2 separate regions of the Homo sapiens genome follow, and region 1 is linked to region 2. Evidence: chromatin loops called from intact Hi-C (ENCODE). Cell type or tissue: B cell. All regions are shown on one strand. Each heading gives the region's core, and the rest is flanking DNA. Links, peaks and the distances in the headings are about the cores only. Region 1 holds the start of LINC02891 (long intergenic non-protein coding RNA 2891). Region 2 has its middle 20 kb from the start of DGCR6L.

The links. Hi-C counts contacts between places; a loop is a spot of excess contacts. Peaks named below come from ENCODE experiments on the same cell type or tissue, not always from the same donor. Only the 100,000 strongest peaks of a DNase experiment are listed, where the experiment ranks them.
Region 1: a loop joins it to region 2, with 15 times the contacts of the local background. A loop is called at or near these places in 2 of 110 quality-filtered maps.

Annotation. Positions count from the first base shown.
Region 1 is chr22:20,204,428-20,208,797 of GRCh38, forward strand. LINC02891 (long intergenic non-protein coding RNA 2891) reads right to left here and starts at 491. Exons shown (of 4, transcript NR_038460.2): 1 at 226-491; 2 at 1-72. It overlaps LINC00896 (long intergenic non-protein coding RNA 896), which reads left to right and starts at 1,905. Exons shown (of 1, transcript NR_026919.1): 1 at 1,905-4,110. It overlaps LOC105372862 (a long non-coding RNA gene), which reads right to left. Exons shown (of 3, transcript XR_938009.3): 2 at 3,546-3,636; 3 at 1,591-1,818. RefSeq lists enhancers at 2,022-2,261, 3,470-4,000. In B cell, for the core only: no CTCF peak of the experiment used is centred there; a DNase peak (open chromatin) is centred at 1,924; H3K4me3 peaks cover 1,463 bases; H3K27ac peaks cover 1,431 bases.
Region 2 is chr22:20,297,868-20,302,237 of GRCh38, forward strand. It overlaps the pseudogene PRODHLP. Among named protein-coding and RNA genes, the nearest start is that of DGCR6L, 20 kb to the right of the region's middle. RefSeq lists an enhancer at 140-641 and silencers at 1,095-1,364, 1,405-1,584, 1,605-1,744, 1,815-2,124. In B cell, for the core only: no CTCF peak of the experiment used is centred there; DNase peaks (open chromatin) are centred at 1,244 and 1,754; H3K4me3 peaks cover 1,460 bases.

The DNA.
Region 1 (4,370 bases), core at 62-4,061, 94 kb before region 2:
GAGCCTGGACAGGTCCCGCCTCTCACAGCTGTCCCACTCTCTGGAGCTGCCTTGGTGGCAGATGGCACTGTCCTAGAAAGGTGAGGCTGGAGCTGTCTCTTCCACCAGGGGTGGCCAAGGACGCTTCCAGGGTCTTCCATGCAGGCCTCCAGGGTCACCCTGGGCGTGGCTGAGGGCATGCAGACCACGCTGTGCTCCCCCCCACCCCCCATGCCCGTCGCTTGCCTGACATGCTCCTCAGCTGTCTTGCCCCGCAGAAGCTGTGTGGTCTCCCCTGTGAGTAGAGTCGGGCTCCATGATCCTCCGGAGCAGCGCCAGGGACTCTCCCCAGGCACAATTTTAAAGGGGGCCCTAGGACCTGCCAGGTCCACGGAAGTGGTCCTTGTAACTCTCTCCCTGGTGGCAGCCTCTGGTGCATTCCGGCAGGGGCAGCCCCTCCTCATCACAGGGACCCTGTGTGCCAGGCCCCAGCTGCGTTGCCGCTGAATTATGGATTTAATAGCAGAGAAGCCTTGCAGGCCGCCTGTGCTGGCTCGGGAAACCGGGGCCCAGCCGGGGCCTGTCACGGTCCTGGTGCCGCCCTGCTTCCTGTCGGCGCCACGGAGCAAGCGGAGAGATTTATCTTCCCGGCTTTAAGAGGTACTAACGGAGGAGGCTGAGAGGCAGGAGCTGAATAATTGATGGCCTTCTCTGGCTCAGGATCTGCTGAAAATGACACGGTGCAAGGCAGAGGGGCTGAGAGTGCTGACCACAAAATGCTGAGAAGCCACTCCAGGGCGGTCACGGCCAGAAGGAGGACCCCCACTCAGGACGGGGTCACAGGCATTTGGGGCGGGTGTCAGAGGCTCCTGCCCTGGGTCATTCCAGGGGGCCAGGATACCCAGAAGCTGGGCCTAGAGGCCCACAGGGCTGGCTCACCCCCACTTCCCTCTCACACGCCTGCCATCACCGGTGCTTCAGCCCAGCAACCCCATGGCTCGTTGGCCCCGTCCACAGCCCCCACTGCCTCCTGTGTGCTGGGCGTGGGCCTCTGAGCTCTACTCTCAGCCTCCTTAGCCCCAGGAGAGGAGTGGAGGACAGGGGTTTAACGTGGGGTGTGGTGCGGAGCGGGGAGGGCTGTGGCGCCCCCTCAGCCCCTCCTTTCCTAACAGCCTCAGCCTCCCCCCTGGAGAATCCCCTACCTGCTGGGCACATCTGGCCTCTCCCCACCATTCTGTCTCCAGCCGGGAGATCTCTACCCAGTGAAACAGTGAAACAGGAAGGGTTCCCTGGTTACCCCGCGCAGGGCGCAGGGCATGCAGCGGGGGAGTGGCTCGCTTCTTCAGTGCCCCACCGCTCACACCTCTAGGGGAGCATACAGACGGGCAGGCTGTGGGGCTCTGACCCCATGGCAGTGTCTGGGGGTGAATGTTTACAGCTCTTGAAACCCCAGTGGGAGTGCGTTACCGGGTGGTCTTTTAGTCTAGCGGTCTGTAGGTGGCTGGTGAGAGTGAGCTCAATTAGACCCCTGCCTTATAACAAGGACAGAGGAATTTCTGTATCCCAGGGTTTCTTGCCTTGGTGTACCAAAAAATTGGATCACACGTGGGCTTGGAGAATGAGTGCAAGGTTTTATTGAGTGGAAGTAGCTCTCAGCAGATGGGGGAGCCAGAGGGGAGATGGTTTTCCCCTGGAGTCAGGCAACATTCTCGGGATGTCCAGCAGCTTGTCTTCTTCCACCAGTGTGTTCCTCTCCCCACACAGAGGCTTCTGTCTCTGCCTTGCTAGGGTCTTGGGTTTTTATAGGCATAGGATGGAGGCATGGCAGGCCAGGGTGGTCTTGGGAAATGCAACATTTGGGCAGGAAATGCCTGTCCTCACCTAGGTTCGTGGGGGTGGAGCCCTAGGCAGGGACCACGCCCTTCTCTACGGAGCACTTCCCGTCCCTCCTCTGTATCATTTAAAGGGACCACGCTTTTCCCTTCTCAGCACTTCCTTTCCGTATCAACAGGAGGCCAGGGACTGGCTGGACCCCTAGGAGCCAGGTCCTACGGATAGGTGAGCCGGCCCCCCAGGGCAAACACCTCCACTGGGCAGACCTGACTGCCCAGAGCTGGATTCTTTACTTGTAAAAGGGGCCATGAGTGACACAGGCTCGGCCTGCTGTGCCTTGAGGAAAGGAGAGGCTAAAAATTCTGCCTTCTCTCCTAAAGCCAGCCGGGCTCTTTATGGTGGGGGAAGGAAGGATTTGTTTATTTGCACTCTTCTGAAATAAAAGTTCTCTATCCTCCCTCCTGGCTGGAGTTGGGAGGGCCCCATGGGTGGGCTCTGAGATGTGGCACACGGTACCCAGGGCAGGGCTGGGAAGGGTGGGGTGCAGGGGCCTCCCTGGCTGCAGGGCCCACCCACCAGGTGCCTGGGCTTGCTGCACTGAGCAGGCATGGGCTCTGGCCCCCCTCACTGTCCCTTCCAGGCCCAGCCTGTGTTCAGGGCCCAGGACAGGGTCTGGCCAGCAGGCCCCAGGCCTCCAAGATGTTCTCAGCCTCTGGAGTGTGTGTGATGATGAGCACTCATGGAGCTTCCTGTATGCTGGGCCCTGGGCTTCTGAGAGGGCCACCGGGTGGCGACTGAGTCACGAGGTGGAGGGCCAGTCCCAGGGACTCCAGGTGACCTCGTGTCGGCACCACGCCCTTCTCCCATGGGCAGTCCTGGGCGCCCCTTCCTGGCCTTGGGCCCAGTGGCCTGTGGCCTGACCCCGTCCACTCCTGCTTGGTTGTCCCAGCAGCAGCAGGAGCCCATGCTGGAGAAGGTGTTATGGGGCAGGTGGAGGGCCCGGCTGACTCAGATGATCCCCCAAGTTTCTTTTCAATGAACACTTGTTTAGTGCAGTTTTTCCTCCTCAAATCCCCCTCACACAGGCAGACACCCTCTTGGCCCAGGGTAATCTGCTGAGCCTTTGCTCAAATATAGCAGCTTTGCTGCTTTCTAAACACAACTAATCCAATTTGGGATTTGGGGATTCGAGGTGGGCAGCACTGGGCCTCAGATGAGCCCCCATCACCCCAGACCCATGCAGGAAGAGCCAGGCAGGGTGGGGCCCTGGGGCCACCTGGTGGGCTCAGGGCCAGGGCATCGCGATGTCCCCATCCTTCACACTACGGGGCTTCCTGGCTGCAGAGTTGGGGACTCAGCTGGGAATGCTGGCCATAGAGGCAGAGAGCCCCCATCCTGCTGGGCCAGCCCTGACCTGGCTTCTCCAGGGTGGCCCAGTGTCCCCTTCTGCCCTTCCCCTGGCTCCCACCGTCCACATCCCTCTATCTGCCCACCCTGGACAACAACCAGCACAGTGCAGTGTGGCCCTGCAGTGACACCACCTGCAGAGAGGTCAGGCCCAGCCTCCCCCGTCTCCTAAAAGGCCAGCAGGTCCCAGGAGCTGGGGGTGGGGCCTGGCTGTGGGGCCTCCATGCCCCAGGGGCCAGGGCAGACCCTCCTTAGCCGGCAACCACTGCAGATTCCTCCCCTGGCCAGCACTCGGGGACCTCCCTGCCCCTGCCCCGTCCCCCTACCTTGCCTGCTGAGACATAGGGCTCCACGGGTCTCTCTCCTGGGGCCGGGCTGACTGTGGCCTGCGAGGGGCAGTCATCGTGTTGGGTTTTCCTGCCAGAGGCAGAAACCACAAAATTACCTGGAACATACACGCCCCAAGTGACAGATTCAATTCAATTCCACAAATATTGACCTCGCGTCTAATCCACTCGTCCTCCAGTGCCAGCTCATTCCTGAGAAGCCCAGCCTGGCAGCCGCAGATCCCATTTAATCCCAGCCCCACAATGTCACCAGCTCGCAGCTTGGGAGCTGGGCTCATCCAGGCCCTGGCAGGTGGGGCCAGAGCTGGGCTCTGACCTCTGTACCCACACTTACCACCATGTAAAGTGCTGGGAAGAGGGGTGGGGAGTCACGGCAAGTTGAGGGTCCAGGCTTGCCCCAGCTCGCCAGATGCTCGCCCTGGCTGCCCTGACCTAGCAGCTAATCTCTGCGGGGCACTGCGGCTACATGGTGACTCCAGCACGGGGACATTTATCAGAAATGGAACTGATGGATTAAAGTGGAACCAAGCGAATTGATTTTTCTCCCTGGGCACTGAAATGCTGCGCTTAATCAAGCGATCAACTCCGTGGGCAGGGTGGCTGTGGGGACGGAGGTGGGGGACAAGGGGATGGTGGCCATGGTGGGGACTGAAAGGTGGCTATGGGGACAGATGAGGTGAGCCAGGTGGCCCTGGGGTCGAGCTCCAGCCCAGCCTCTGGCAAAGAGGCCCTGTGTGCAGAAGTCCGGGTGTGATGCCCTCCCCCCACCGATTGTGTGATACCGGCCAGTCCTGTCCCGGCTGA
Region 2 (4,370 bases), core at 178-4,177:
TCCTCAGGAAGGGGAGACTGGTGGCTATGGCCGGCTGCCGAGGCTAGCCTCTCTCCAGCAAAATGAGCCTGGATTCATCCACTCCTTTTGTCTCTCCCCTTTGCTCTGTGGTGCCGGCAGGAGGAAGAGGAGCAGAAAAACTGTTGCTCCATTCATCAGGAAGCCTCTCTCTCTCTCGAGTGGTGGTGATGGTGTCCCCCAGGGGCACCTGGCAATGTCTGGAGACATTTACGGCTGTCCCGACTGTGTATGTCTGTGTGTGTGTGTACTACAGGCCTCTGGTTCCTGGAGGCCAGGGATGCTGATACACAACCTGCAATGCACAGGGCAGCTCCCACAAGGAAATTATTCAGCCTCAAATTTCAACATTGCAGAACAGGTCAGGGAGTGCAAGGTACCTCCTGCTCTTTCCAGCAGGTGCAAGGTGCACAGGGAGAAGCAGGTGGGTGAGGTGGGAGGAGGCTGGAGCCAGACCCAGCGTCTGTGGGGTGCAGGAATATCGTGAGGTGACGAGGGGCCCAGCGGTGAGTGATGGGGAGGGGTGCACTACGGCAGGCCGCCAGGGGCGGTTCCACCAAGAAAGTGACATCTGGGAGGGGCATTGAGGCAAAGGGGCCGCGAGAGGGTAGGTGCTCTAGAGGTGGCCCACGGGCGGGCGGCACTGAGGCCGGGCCTGCAGGGGAGGCGGTGTGGCCAGCGGACTCTTGTTGGGTGGCAAGGGAAGGGAAGAACCACAGGGCTGCACAGGTTCCGAGGGGGCCTAGTGGTCCGCATTTGCCCTTGGGTGGGCGGTGGGACTGGGAGGACAGGAGAGGAGCGCGGGGCAAGCCCCTAAGAGGCCTGAGGGGTGGGAGGGAGAGGACGGCTTCCCATACGCCCATTTAGACCAGAGGAGAAGCGGACCCACTTTGAGGGCTGGATTCTCAGCCGATCCGGCCTCAGCTGTGGGTCCACGCGGCTCAAGGACCAGGGAGGAACCCAGGTGTGCGGCTGCGCTGATCGGCGGGCTCCGGACCCACCTGGCTGGCCTGGGGACCTGGGAAACCCGGTGTGGTGGGGAGACCGCAAGCCTGGTCAGGGGTCCCGCTCCCAATGGGGCGGGTCTCCTGTGAGGAAGGCGGAGCTCAGGGCGGGTAGCCCCGGGGACCGGGTCTCTCGCGGGGGTGTGGCCACGGCCCGGTGGGCGGGGCCTGCTGTGGACGCACAGAGGTCTGCAGCGCGCGGGGCGGAACCTCCCGAGGAGAGGGCGCGGCTGGGAGCGCGGGGCGGGGCCTTCCGAGGAGAGGGCGAGACTGGGAGTGTGAGGCAGGGCTTCCCACGGAATGGGGGCGCGGAGCCGGTCCTCCCGAGGAGCGGGCGCGGCTGGGAAGGCGGGTCGGGTCCTCTCGAGGAGCGGGCGCGGCTGGGAGCGCGGGGCGCGGCCTCAAGAGGAGAAGGGGCGGTGGGTCCTGGGGCGTGCCAGAACCCTTGAGGAAGAAGCGCTGGTGTTCTGGAGTATGACCACCGGAGCCGGCCGGGCCTCGGGTTGGGGCGGGGCCTCAGGGGTGGGGTTGGGACTTCGGGATGGGTTCTCCAGAGGTGAGAGCTGGGGTCGTAGGGTGGACCGGCGTCTGCTGAGGAAAGGGAGCTGCTTGGAGCGCGGGGCGAGGGACTCACGTGGAGAAGGCGTGGGCCCTACGGCGGGCGGGGCGGGGCCTCAAGAGGAGCGGGTGCAGATGCTAGGGAGGGGCGGGGCCCCTGGGATGGGGCGGTGTCTCCCGAGGAGTGGGCGCGGCTCGGAGCGTGGGACTTCTAAGGAGAGAGCGCGGCTAGGGGGCATGCGGGGCGGGGAGGGGCGGGGCGGGACCAATAGCGCATACTTAAGCGGCCCGGGCGGGTACCGGCGTCCCGCCATGGCTCTGCGGCGCGTCTTGCCCGCGCTGCGCCCCTACATTCCCCGCTTCGCGCCGCTGTCCACGGCGCCGGCCGCCAGCGAGCAGCCCGCCGCGGGCCCAGGGGCCGTGCCAGGACGTGGGTCGGCCAGGGCAGTGCGGCCGCTGGTGCCCGCCGTGGACTTCGGCAACGCGTAGGAGGCGTACTGCAGCTGGCGAACCTGGGAGCTGGCGCGCAGCCTGCTGGTGCTGCGCTTCTGCGCCTGGCCCGCGCTGCTGGCGCGCCACGAGCAGGTGCGCGGGGTGCAGCCGGGGCGCGGGGCTTCTGCCCGTCCCGGGAGCCTTTACGGAGTTTCCTGGCGTGAAACGGGTGCCTCCCAAGCATCTCCTGGAGCAAGGGAAGCCAGGAAGGGAGGCGTTTCCTGCAGTCCCTTTCTGATATCGCGAATTTTCCTACTTCTCGATGTCTACCAACTAAAAACAATGGTCGTTTTAATATTTACGATATATACCACTTGTGGGAATACAGAGTTATCACTTGGAATTTAAAATGGAGTATTCTTCATGTTGACACAAGAGAAGCCTGGTGTAGGGCTCATAGCCTGGAACCCCAGAGTTCAATCCCCGGGACCCAGCCGCTTCCCAGACACGGCCACTCTGAGAACACTGTTGGGGAAAAATGGGAAGCCCCTCAAACGCCCAGCTTTGAACTCACCCATGGTAACTTTAAAAAGTGTCAGGGCTTTTGGTGGCGGTGGTGGGGGGCAACAAGCAGAACACTGTTTTAGCCGCATCAGCCTAGGGGTACTAGAGATGACGGTTATCTCCAGGTGACCCTGGGAAGAGTTTGCAAGGTTCCGCTTTTTGGCGCCAGGGTATCTGGTGGTGTTGATTTCTCAGGTGAGACTGTACAGAGGTCGGGGGCTGCACCCCTGGCCTCAACAGGAGGCGGGGGAAGGCGGGGGACGGTGTGAGATGAGAAGCACCGAGCCACACTTGAGCTTAGGTGAGGCCTCGGCGGGTGCGAGGTGAGGGCAGGGATCCACGAACTCAGAGTCAGATGCTGTTGGCCCGAATCCCATGGGGAGCGCCAAGGTCAGCCTAGGACCCGTGGTGGCGGGAGTGCGGAGGATGGTGGAGGAAGAAGGAGCTGAACTGGACAGATGGAGGGCTCTGGGAGGGCACTGCTGTGCTTGTGCACACAAGGATGTCTTAAGGTCAAGTTTTGGCCATAGAGAGCCCCGGCCAAGGAGACAGGAGGGCGAGAAGGGACATCCCAGGTAGAGGAACTGGCAAGGTGAGGGACGGCGATGTGGAGGCTTTGGGGAGTGCCCACATCTAAGGGGCATCCCAAAAGAGGAGCCAGTGCTGGTGGTGCTGCAATAGGAGGAGGAGGCAGCAGGGCAGGAATGCCAGGGGAGGGAGTGGCCAGCCACAGGGCAAGGACGGGCATTCTAGGTGGCAGCTGAGTGGGACAGAGACTAGCCATGCAGAAGCCATGCCCACCTTGTGGCCAGGATGTAGTGGGGGCTAGGAAGGCACCAGGTCAGGTTTCTTTTTTCTTTTTTTTCTTTTTCTTTTCTTTTCTTTTCCTTCCTTCCTTTTCTTTTCTTTTTTTTTTTTTTTATGGAATTCGCTCTGTCACCAGGCTGGAGTGCAGTGGCGCGATCTCTGCTCACTGTGACCTCCACCTCCCTGGTTCAAGCGATTCACCTGCCTCAGTCTCCCGAGTGGCTGGGATTACAGGCACGCGCCACCACACCCAGCTAATTTTTGTATTTTCAGTAGAGACAGGGTTTCATCATGTTGGCCAGGATGGTCTCAATCTCCTGACCTCATGATCTGCTCACCTTGGCCTCCCAAAGTGCTGGGATTACAGGCATGAGCCACTGTGCCCAGGGAGCTGGTGCCGCATCTTCTGCCTGGGAATCCCTTCCTGACACAGCCTCTGGGGGCCAGAGATGGGGGGAGCAGGGCTCCAGGGGTAGAGAAGCCAGAGGTCACTAAGGCCCAGTGTCCTTCCGTGTTAGAAACACCCGACCCTGCACAGCCCCATGCTGGCCCCAGCAGCCCTCCGTCAGGGGCAGCGGGTCCCAGGCCTGTTTATGTTTTTGTTTGTTTGTTTCAAATGAGACTGGGTCTTGCTCTGTTGCCCATGCTGGAGTGCAGTGGTGTGATCATAGCTCACTGCAGCCTAGACCTCCTGAGCTCAAGCCATCCTCCCACCTCAGCCACTTGAGTAGCTGGGTCTACAGGTGCATGCCGCCACACATGGCCAAGTTTTTTTTTTTTTAATTTTTGTAAAGAGGAGGTCTCACAGTTGGGCGTGGTGGCTCATGCCTGTAATTCCAGCACTTTGGGAGGTGAGGCTGGTGGATTGTCTGAACTCAGGAGTTCAAGACCAGCCCGGGCAACAGGGTGAAATCCTGTCTCTAATAAAATACAAAACATTAGCCAGGCATGGCGGCAGGTGCCTGTAATCCCAGCCACTCGGGAGGC